Linked DNA regions of Homo sapiens: region 1 is linked to region 2. Evidence: chromatin contacts called from ENCODE Hi-C data. All regions are on one chromosome and are shown on one strand. The core of a region is the stretch at or near the end of the contact, and the rest is flanking DNA. Distances in the headings are between cores, read along the strand shown. Region 1 holds the start of DCAF6 (DDB1 and CUL4 associated factor 6). Region 2 holds the start of UAP1-DT (UAP1 divergent transcript).

Region 1 (4,838 bases), core at 320-2,819, 5.4 Mb after region 2:
ATATCCAGGTCTGTCCACACAAAAAGCTCTGGGTAGAGCTTGTTCAACAATTTCATAAATAAGGATAGACTTAAAAAAACACACTGGACCTATGGGATGAGAAATGACACTGACTCAAGCCTGGATGAAGTAAAGCATGCAGTTTGGGGGAGGGCTCAGTCTGCAGGCCTCTGCCAGCAGCAGCTGAAGAAAGTGACCTTTACTCCAAACCCTACAGTGCGACAAACCACCCATCCAGCTCTGCCTAGAGTGGGTTAATATGCCACAATTCGAAAAGAGAAAGAGAATGAGTGTTTCATGGTGGCCCCAGACAGTTTGGTGGCCGCAGAAGTTGAGAAGGCTCAAATCTGGAGATCAGGTTTGGGTTGGAGTCGTGCGTAAGGGAGCGGATGTCACATAGGTGGGGAAGGGAGCTGACTTGAGATACGTTGGCTTAGGAAGAGATGTTGCAGGAGAGAGGGTGAAATGCACAGGCTAGGAGAGTAGACGGCTTCACTTGAAGGGAAGGGATTGGGGCTGTGGATGCCTCTAGAGGCAGTTGTCAGAGGGCCTCTAAAAGGTCCATTTTAGAGGAAGCGAGAAGGAAGGTCTCGATAAGGAGCCATTCAGGGTCCATTACCTGCTGGATGGTTGTACAACGGCCTCAATTTCTCGGGCAGCATCAGCTCCACTTTATCGAGGAGCCGGTGGTAGGTGGCCCGCAGGCCTCGGGCACCGGCGGCCGACATCGCCGCCGAGGGATCGTTGGCAGCCGGGTGGGAGCGTGGCTGTGTTCTCGTCCCTGGCTGACAACGAAGGGGAGCTAGTCACTTTTCCTGCCACGACGACTCGCGTCCGCCTCTCGCCTGGAGTACCCTTCCCGCGGCTTTCCCTGCCCGCTGTGAACCGAAAAGCTGCGGCCCGCGCCCCGCGAAGGTTGAGGGGGCGGAGGCTGCCGACTGCCAGCCCCCGGTCCGCCTCCGGCCCCCGGCAGGAGAGAGGGAGGAGCCATGGCAACAGGTGCCAAAATAATCACCTCACCAAGTCTGCGCTGCGCCCTGCTGGCAGCGCGCTTGCGCAGGCCGAGCTGCCCGCCATGATTGGCCCGCCCCGAGGCGCGGGCGGGGTCGAGCGGAAACCTCCTCCTTCTCCCCATGCCCTCGAGGCCATGTTGGAGAAGGGAAAGTGAAGCTGCGCTGGTTCTACTGCCCTTTCACTTTGATTAAGCAGGCCCGTAGTTAAAATGGGTTTTTGGGCCTTCAGTGCCTAAAGATGATGCCGCACAATTCTCTTGCTTCTTTTCACTGGAGACTCGTGAGCGAGAGACTACAGAATTGAGTAGCTTCTCTCTCTACTCGTCTTTTATCCCTAGCGACTTAAGGATCTGGTTAGAGTGGCCCGAATGCATTCTTCCAGGGTGAGGGCAGCCGCAGCACACACCAGCCTCAGTCCCCAGGGTGGTCGTCATCTCGCGAGAAAGGGTTGGCGGGGAGGGTATCCAGGACGAGGAGAGGGAGGAGTCGCCATCGCCTCCGCCTCCGCCTCCTCCTGTTGGAGGGGGGCTGAGGGAGGAGACTGTTGCTGATCTTTGGATGTTCTGGTTAGTCTAAGAAGGAGAGTATGAGGCGAGCTCCGGCCCGGGTGCGGCCGGGCTTCAGGGGCCCAGGCGCCGCTGCTGCCACCGCCATCTAACGCTGCGCCCTGGAGGCCCGGCGCGCGGATGGTGCCGGTGCGGCTCGGGTGTTGAAACGGGTGTCCCCTCCCCCTCCTCCCCTCCCCCACGCGGTGGTCTCCCCTCCCACCCGGCTCAGGCAGAGCCATGTCTCGGGGTGGCTCCTACCCACACCTGTTGTGGGACGTGAGGAAAAGGTCCCTCGGGCTGGAGGACCCGTCCCGGCTGCGGAGTCGCTACCTGGGTGAGCGGGGGCCCCGGGGCGGAGGCGCTGAGGTCGCCGCCTAGAGTGGGGGAGGGGGCACGCTGCCGGGTCTGTTGGAGGTGGGACGGCGTCTCGGTGGGGGCGCCCGGAGACTCTGGGGTGTTGGGTGGGGCCTTGGTTGCCGAATTCCGTGCCGGTGCCTCCCCCAGTCAAGCCCCCTGTGCATGCTGCCAGCCGCCGCCCTTGCTGGGTTTTTCTCGGAGGGCCGGGCCGTGGGCAGAAGGTACTGGCTTGTAAAGGTGTTGGGGTCGCTGATGGGTTGGGACTCGGGAGACTTGCGGAACCTCCAGGAGCTGCCGCGTTTAGAGCAAAAGTTAGCTCTTTTGCTCTTTTCCAGCGCGCTTTCCCCGCTCAGCCGAAGAACCTAAGTTGTTGCCCACCCTCTCCTTCAATCTCCAGAGGGTTTAGGTGTCGGCTGCGACGCGTTGACCACCCTCAGGGACTTCACGCTCCAGACAGAATCCGTGTAAACTGTTTTTGCGGCGCTGAGCCAAAACCTAAAAGTGATAGCTGAGCTCTCCCCACCCCCGCGCGCTCTCCCAGTTCCACTCTGCTCTTCAGTTCGTTTTGACCGCTTAAAGGTGGTGTAGGGTTTCACGTTCCTCTTCCCACCCCTGGAAAACACACTTGGCATTTACAGTTTCGTAGTTAAGCTTTCTAAAAACAACCTTCAGTACTTGGGGGAACAGTATTCCACTTTTTTCGTTTTGCATAACATTTTTTTTTTGAGGATTCTAGGTCACGCCCGAGTCAACTAAAAAGTTTGGTTTCTTAAAAATGGACGTACTTAGTAAAGGTCTTTTTTGTTTCTTCCTGTATACTCTTCATTACTCTTTCTTTCTATTTGGAGATACGGCAAACAACATCATAAAATTTTTTTCTTTCCAGTTTTGCCACTTGCTAGTTAAAAAGTGTTTGTTGCTCTCATTTGTTTTTGATTTCAAGTAAAGAGAAGAAAATGAAATCTCATTACAACCAACAGTTCTGGTTTGTAAATTATTTAAGAAAAGTTAGCATGCAATTTTTTAATTCTTTTTAGTGTCTCAAGTAAAATACGAATACATTTTGTTTATAAAAACTCAATAAAAATGAAGCAAAAATCCCTTTGATCCCTCCCATTCAATTTCACTCCGCCACCCTTAGAAATAATATTTTCTGTTTTCTGAATATTCTTCCAGACCTTTTTGTTTGCATTCTTACAAGTACATATGTACATGTACAAATGCTGGGGTGTGTGTGTGTTTGTGTGTGTATGAGAGAGACACCTGAGTGCATGGTGTCATATTGTAAACATTGTTTTCACTTCTCCACATTTTGGAGATCTTTCCATGGCAGTAAAAATAGATTGATTCTGTCTTTTAAATTATTACATAGTAGGTAACATTATGAAGTACCATAGGGTACTCAACCTTTCTTCTTTAAGTAGACGTTCGCCCTTACAGCATTTTAATGAACATCATTCTACAAGCTTCTGTGCATTTGTTGTAGGATAAGTACCTAGAGTGGTGATTAATCATTTTAAAATTGAACATAGCTGGAGTCTGGTTTTTAAAACTATTTACCAAAAAAAGTGTGCAGTATTTCTTTTAGAATTTATTTGCGGAGAAAGAACTTAATTTTAGCTTAATAAAACAAACGTTAACATTGTTTTGCATGGATACATTTATAATTTGGTCCTTTATCTCAGTTGGACAGTTTAAGTACTTGTATATAGTTCTATATTTTAGTGTTTTCTTTTGGTTCAGTTACTTCAGCTATATCTACAAACGAGTTAATTAAAATATAACAAAACCATATACCTGCTTTTCCCCCTCCTACTCCAACTCCCTAATGGAAATGGAATTTGTGTATTGGGTCTAGGGGAATTGAAGGGTTCACTGACTATATTAGAAAGCCTGAATTACAGTTTTTCAAATGTGTATGTATACATACAGGGAGTTCTTTATCTTAAATAATATTTTAGATATGATAATATATACTCTTAAAATAGGACATTTTTGGAATGACTTCCTTTAAAAGTGGTTTTCTAAGTACTTGAAAATACTTTTTGAAAGTATCGAAACTTGAAAATGTTTGCAAAGAACTAATTTATTGGCCTTTACCCTTAGTAGACCTTTACACTGTTATTCAGCTCTTCTATACTACAGTGCTAATCCTGGCTTTGCATTCAGGAAGCAGCAAAATCCACATTGGTAATGTTTGAATTAGTGATGGTTTTTTTTAAAAAATGACTTTCCCTCCCAGTTTTATTGGGGTATAATTGACAATTAAAAATTGTTATATTTAAGGTGTAGGACTTGATAACTTCATATACAATCAAGTTAATTAACATATCCATCATGTCACATAATTACCATCTTTTTTTGTGTGTGGCGATAAAATGACTTTATCATTATTATTAATTTTATTTTTATTATTAGATAAAATGACTTTTTAAAGTACAGTACTCTTGGCCGGGCGCGGTGGCTTACGCCTGGAATCCCAGCACTTTGGGAGGCCAAGGTGGGTGATCACTTGAGGTCAGGAGTTTGAGACCGGCCTGGCCAACATGGTGAAACCCTGGTCTTTACTAAAAATACAAAAATTAGCCGGGAGTGGTGGCGTACGCCTGTAGTCTCAGCTCCTTGGGAGGCTGAGGCAGGAGAATAGCTTGAACTTGGGAAGTGGAGGTTGCAGTGAGCCAAGATTGTGCCACTGCACTCCAGCCTGGGCGACAGAGGGAAACTCTGCGTCATAAATAAATAAATAAATAAATAAAGTATGGTACACTTATAAAGCCTTCCTTTTAAAAGTCAAATTCCAAGTTAGGATTTTCCTAAGGAAATAGATTCCTTTTTTAAAAGACTTCAATATTTAAACATTACGATTGTCTATCTACAGGGTTGTAGATTTAAGTATTTTTCTGATACATTTTCATTATTT
Region 2 (5,043 bases), core at 1,504-4,003:
ACATTTTGCGCTAAATTTATACTTAATTTTTTTTGTTGCTGTTATAAATGGGATTTTCTCCACCATCGTGTCTTCTAAATGTTATAATGTGTGTATATGAGAGCTATTGATTTCTATATGTTCATTTTATAACTTGCTACCTTACTGATATGGTTTGTCTCTGTGTCCCCACCCAAATCTCACCTTGAATTGTAATAATCTTCATGTGTCAAGGGCCAGACCAGGTGGAGATAATTGAATCACTGGCGTGGTTTCTGCCATAGTGTTCTCGTGATAGTGAGTTCTCATTAGATCTGTTTTTTTTTTTTTTTTTTTGAGACAGTCTCGCTCTGTCATCCAGGCTGGAGTGCAGTGGTGAAATCTAGGCTCACTGCAACCTCCGCCTCCCAGGTTTAAGCGATTCTCCTGCCTCAACCTCCTAAGTAGCTGGGACTACAGGTGCGTGCCACCACACCCAGCTAATTTTTGTATTTTTAATAGAGACAGGGTTTCACTATGTTGGCCAGGCTGATCTCAAACTCTTGACCTCGTGATTTGCCCGCCTCAGCCTCCAAAGTGCTGGGATTACAGGCGTGAGCCACCGCGCCTGGCAGATATGATGGTTTTGTAAGGGGCTTCCCCCTTTGCTCAGCACTCATTCTCTCTCCTGCTGCCCTGTGAAGAGGTGCCTTCCACCAGGATAGTAAGTTGCCTGAGGCCTCTGCAGCCATGCAGAACTGTGAGTCAATTAAACCTCTTTTCTTTATAAATTACCCAGTCTTGGGTATCTCTTGATAGCAGTGTGAAAACGGACTAATACACTAACCAAAATTTTTCTGTGGTTTGTTAGTCTTATTGTTGACTCTCAAGGGCTTTCCAGGTATTCTCTCTTGTCATTTGCAAGTCGAAGTAGTTTTATGACTTTTTAAAATTCTTAAAAAATAATTTTTTAATTCTTATATATTTTTTCTAATTTATAAGCCTCTTAGGATTTCTGTTGTCTAACTTCATTAGCTGATACCTTTGGTGTAATGTCAAAAAATCATAGGTAGTGTGAACATCGTTGCCTTGTTTTCTTCAATCAGCTCTTAAAAGACCATGTATATAAAAAGTATTTCGAAGGACAGAAATAACTCTAGTGTTAGACATTTCTGGACATTTAGCTGGCAAGATGAGATTATGGCCCCTCTTATGCCTAGTAACCAGAATAACAAACAAATGAAACTTCAGCAAAAAAGGGTAAAAGTACAAATGTGATTTTATAGTAGTTCATTAAAAACATTGAGCTGGACCTCAGTTCTATCTTTTTTCTTTAAAGGATTGCTAACTAATAATTTTGCTCTTTACTCAGTCATTCATCTATGACTTATAGAATGCCTATAATATTCCAGACATTATCTTAGGTTCTTTCTCATTTTTTACTATACCCATGTGAAATAGGTATTAGCTTCATTTCATAAAAGGACATTGGAGTTTGGAGTGGTTAAATGACTTACCCAAAGTCACACAGTTAGTAAGCGTAGACTGATTTTGAATCTGGGTCTCCTAGTTTGAATTAATAAGTGCTCAATAATAAATAATAACTAAAGGTTATTTAGTGTTTACTGTTTTACATACTTCATTTATATCGATTGGTTTAATACAACCACCAAATGGCATTTTCATCTTTATTGTCTGTTTTTTATAGATGAGAAAACTGATAGCACAAGTAGCTTGCCAAAGATCACAAGCAATAAAGCTGAAATTGTCTTCAGATCCCATGATTAAGAAACCAATCACTACACTATAAACCAATCACTACACTATTCTTCTTTCAAAGAAACGAAGGAAGTTCTAGGATCATGAGAGATGGAGAGTATTCAATCTCCTGAATGTAAATCTACCAGCATTACTTACCAAGTTTAAGTTTTTCTGTTGTTACTTGAGGCAGTGGGTGATTATGCAATTGGTAAAGGGAATGAAAAGGCCTTTGCACCCAAGAAAGTAGAAGAAAGGCGCCTGAATCTCTTTATGATAGGTGGTATGTTAAATCTAGGTATTTTCGTATTTCAACATATTCCACTTCTTGCAAAAGCTGCAAAATGCAACACAACTTTAAATGTAAACATAGCTTCCAAGGGCACAGTGCTGAACATATAATAACCTGTGTGTGCACACCCACACTAGGTTATGTAACAGGACTGTAAACACTGGTCCTGGAATGGCCTGGGAGGTCATCTAGGTCCTCCACCATCTTTCTGCAGAGTACTGAGGCCTAGCGACGTTAAGTCTGCAAACTCACAAAGATGACCCCGGGCTTATACTACCTTAGGTTACCTACTACCTTTGCTTGCATTTCCTCTCTCCTTTCCTGTCTGTTTGTGCAAAAGAAAAAAGGCCTGGCTTCGCCTTCTTGGGAGCCAAAACACAACCAAACAGAGAGCGAGTTTGGAGCCCGGCCAGGCATCTTGTGAACTGCACACAAAATAACTAGCCCAAGGTCAGAGAGCGCGCCAGGCCCGCCCTGAAAGTTTCTCCGCAGGAAAATCCACCGCCCTTTCCCAACCACCCGCGTGGGTGGCTCGGAAATCCGCCACCCTGGGGACACAGCTCCCTGCCCATCTCTGTGGCCCGCTTGTGCCCCGTGCCGCTGGGCCGACTAAGAGCCTCGGGCTCGCACCTCCCAGTACAACCTAGGGACGTCAGGGGTCCTGGGACCCACGAGCCGCTCTCTGCCGGCCGGCTCCTGGCCCCTCCTAGCAGACCCAACCGACATCCTTCACCCTCAGTTAGTGCGCAGGAGGGACCGGGACGCCAGCCGACTGCGCTCCAGAACTATTCCCATTGGGCCAGAGAATGAGTGACGCACTAGGCCCCGCCCCGGCCCGGTGGGTTACTCCTTTCATGCCCGGCCCCCATCCCTAGCCCCGCCCCGGCGCCCCGGGCCGCGGCCGCCTCCGCGTCCGCGTCGTCGTCTGTGCTCCCGGCGCTGACGTGTCTGGGCGGTCGGCTTCCACTCCTTCAGGCGTCGGCAGCCACTAGTCGTGGCGAGAGGGGCGGGGTGGCCGGGGCTGGCGCTCCACTTGGCCCCCGCTCCCGGCCCGCCCCGCCGCCGCGGCCCCCCGGATGAGGGTATATATTCGGAGCGAGCGCGGGACGCCGATGAGTGGCCGCGCGGAAGGAGCTGGAGACGGTCGTAGCTGCGGTCGCGCCGAGAAAGGTGAGGGGCTCCCAGCCCAGCGAGGAGACGGCGGGGCTCGGGACCCGGGCGGGCGGAGGGCCTGGCCCCACCGCACACACGGCCACGCGCTCAGACGTGGACACGCGTCGCACGAACGTGCACAGCGCGGGCAGCCGAGCACACGCCGAGGAGCCTCCCGCTCGCCCGCAGACACACACCCCAGCCCGTGCGCCCCGCAGTCGCACCCCATCCTCCGCCACCCCGCGAGAGGGTGTGTGGGCTGGGCAGCCGGGTGGATGGCGGGGCCAGGGATGGAATGAGCGCGCCCCAGATGGACTGGGGGCGTTGTGGGAGGAGGTCTGGGCCAGTGTCTGAGTCCGAGGGGGTCGTGTAGGCGTGTGGGGTTGGGAGTGGGGCCTCTCCCGGGTGGGCAGTAGAGACCTCGAGGCTCTCAGGCTAGGGCCTTGTGGACAGTTATACCAAGTGTGGGGGCCTGTAGTGGGACAGGAGATCGTTGGCACTGTCAGGTGGAAGCGAGTTGGTGTGTCTTGAATATATGAGGAAAAGATTTGAGAGGTCTGACAAAGACAGGGGATACATTTGGAGGACAGGACAGTGGGACAAAACCTGTTTGCTTGCCACTTTTTTCTTTCTTTTTTTTGGTTTGGTTTGCCATGATACTGGTAGTGAGAGAGAATTGAAATTTCTGGGTTTCCCCTCTCTTGGCCAAGCAGAAGGATGGTATTGGAGGGCTGAGCACACGTATGCTGAACATATGGCTGCTTGAACTTTGGCCTGTCGCTGTGCTACACTTACTTCTACATGGTTTATGAAATCTGAAATCAGGTAATAGGATTATGATCATATGTGTGTGTCATTTGGTATTGCAAAAGTTTAAGGACTTTTAGGTGAAATTCACTGGGTGTGGATCCAAGAGTTCGCCGGAAACTCAAGGCAGTTGTCTATTCCTTCACGGTTAGTCAGTTGGCTCACTTAGCTGGAGCAAAGAAAGACTTCATAGGCTGTGCTGCCAAGCATTTATAGGATTCAGTTGGTGGTTATGTCTCAACTCTGATACTGTTTTTCAAAAGCTTTAAGAGGTTTACTTATTCATTTCGAGGGCATACGTATACCAGCAGAGATAGGGGCTGGGTGGGGGAAGCCAGAAAAGGAGGGAGAAATACTGGATTTCTTTAATACTGGTATTTAAATTCTAATAAAAATATATTTGATAATGGTAGATTATTACCAAATTTTTCATATATTTTGATGCAGATGGATTAGGCTGTGGGCATGTACCAAGTTTTGTCATAATTTCTCGAGCAGATTTTCAACTTTTTCAGATTTCGGTTGTCAAAATAAAAATCCATATCTTTTAACTCTTCTGTTAATTGCTGCTTACCATTACACGTGCCTCTAAACATCGTTAATGGGAAACATGCTACTATTTTTGTGGCATGAAGGTGCTTATATCTGCCTCAAATAAATATAATAGATGAATTGTGCTTGTCCAAAACTCAAGTATGGTCGTTACATTATGAACATTATACAACATGTAGATGAACACATGTTACCAGTGGTTTACGCCCAGATATCAAAGTTTAACCTATGAGGTACCCTTTTTTTTTTTATTTTTATTTTTTGAGACGGAGAGTCTCACTCTGTCGCCAGGCTGGAGTTCAGTGGCGTGATGTCGGCTTACTACAACCTCCGCCTCCCCGGTTCAGGCGATTCTCCTGCCTCAGCCTCCTGAGTAGCTGGGACTACAGGCGCGTGCCACCATGCCCAGCTAATTTTTGTATTTTTAGTGGAGATGGGGTTTCACCATGTTGGCCAGAATGGTCTCCATCTCTTGACCTCATGATCCGCCCGCCTCGGCCTCCCAAAGTACTGGAATTACAGGC

The links. Hi-C counts contacts between places; a loop is a spot of excess contacts on that map. Pooled maps may share reads with other maps.
Region 1: a map of CD8-positive, alpha-beta T cell shows a loop between it and region 2 (15-fold over the local background). The contact joins the promoter of DCAF6 here to the promoter of UAP1-DT in region 2. A Hi-C loop is called at or near these places in 2 of 168 maps with a recorded cell type or tissue (CD8-positive, alpha-beta T cell and naive thymus-derived CD4-positive, alpha-beta T cell) and 9 of 50 pooled maps.

The regions. Positions count from the first base shown.
Region 1 is chr1:167,935,114-167,939,951 of GRCh38, forward strand. It overlaps DCAF6 (DDB1 and CUL4 associated factor 6), which reads left to right and starts at 1,570. Exons shown (of 22, transcript NM_001198956.2): 1 at 1,570-1,895. The coding sequence starts at 1,799. It overlaps MPC2 (mitochondrial pyruvate carrier 2), which reads right to left and starts at 1,959. Exons shown (of 6, transcript NM_001143674.4): 1 at 1,826-1,959; 2 at 620-785. The coding sequence starts at 728. RefSeq lists enhancers at 586-695, 1,146-1,455 and silencers at 866-1,035, 1,636-1,705, 1,736-1,975.
Region 2 is chr1:162,558,600-162,563,642 of GRCh38, forward strand. UAP1-DT (UAP1 divergent transcript) reads right to left here and starts at 2,754. Exons shown (of 3, transcript XR_426859.4): 1 at 2,639-2,754; 2 at 1,876-2,053. UAP1 (UDP-N-acetylglucosamine pyrophosphorylase 1) reads left to right here and starts at 3,123. Exons shown (of 11, transcript NM_001324116.5): 1 at 3,123-3,178. RefSeq lists a silencer at 2,712-3,611.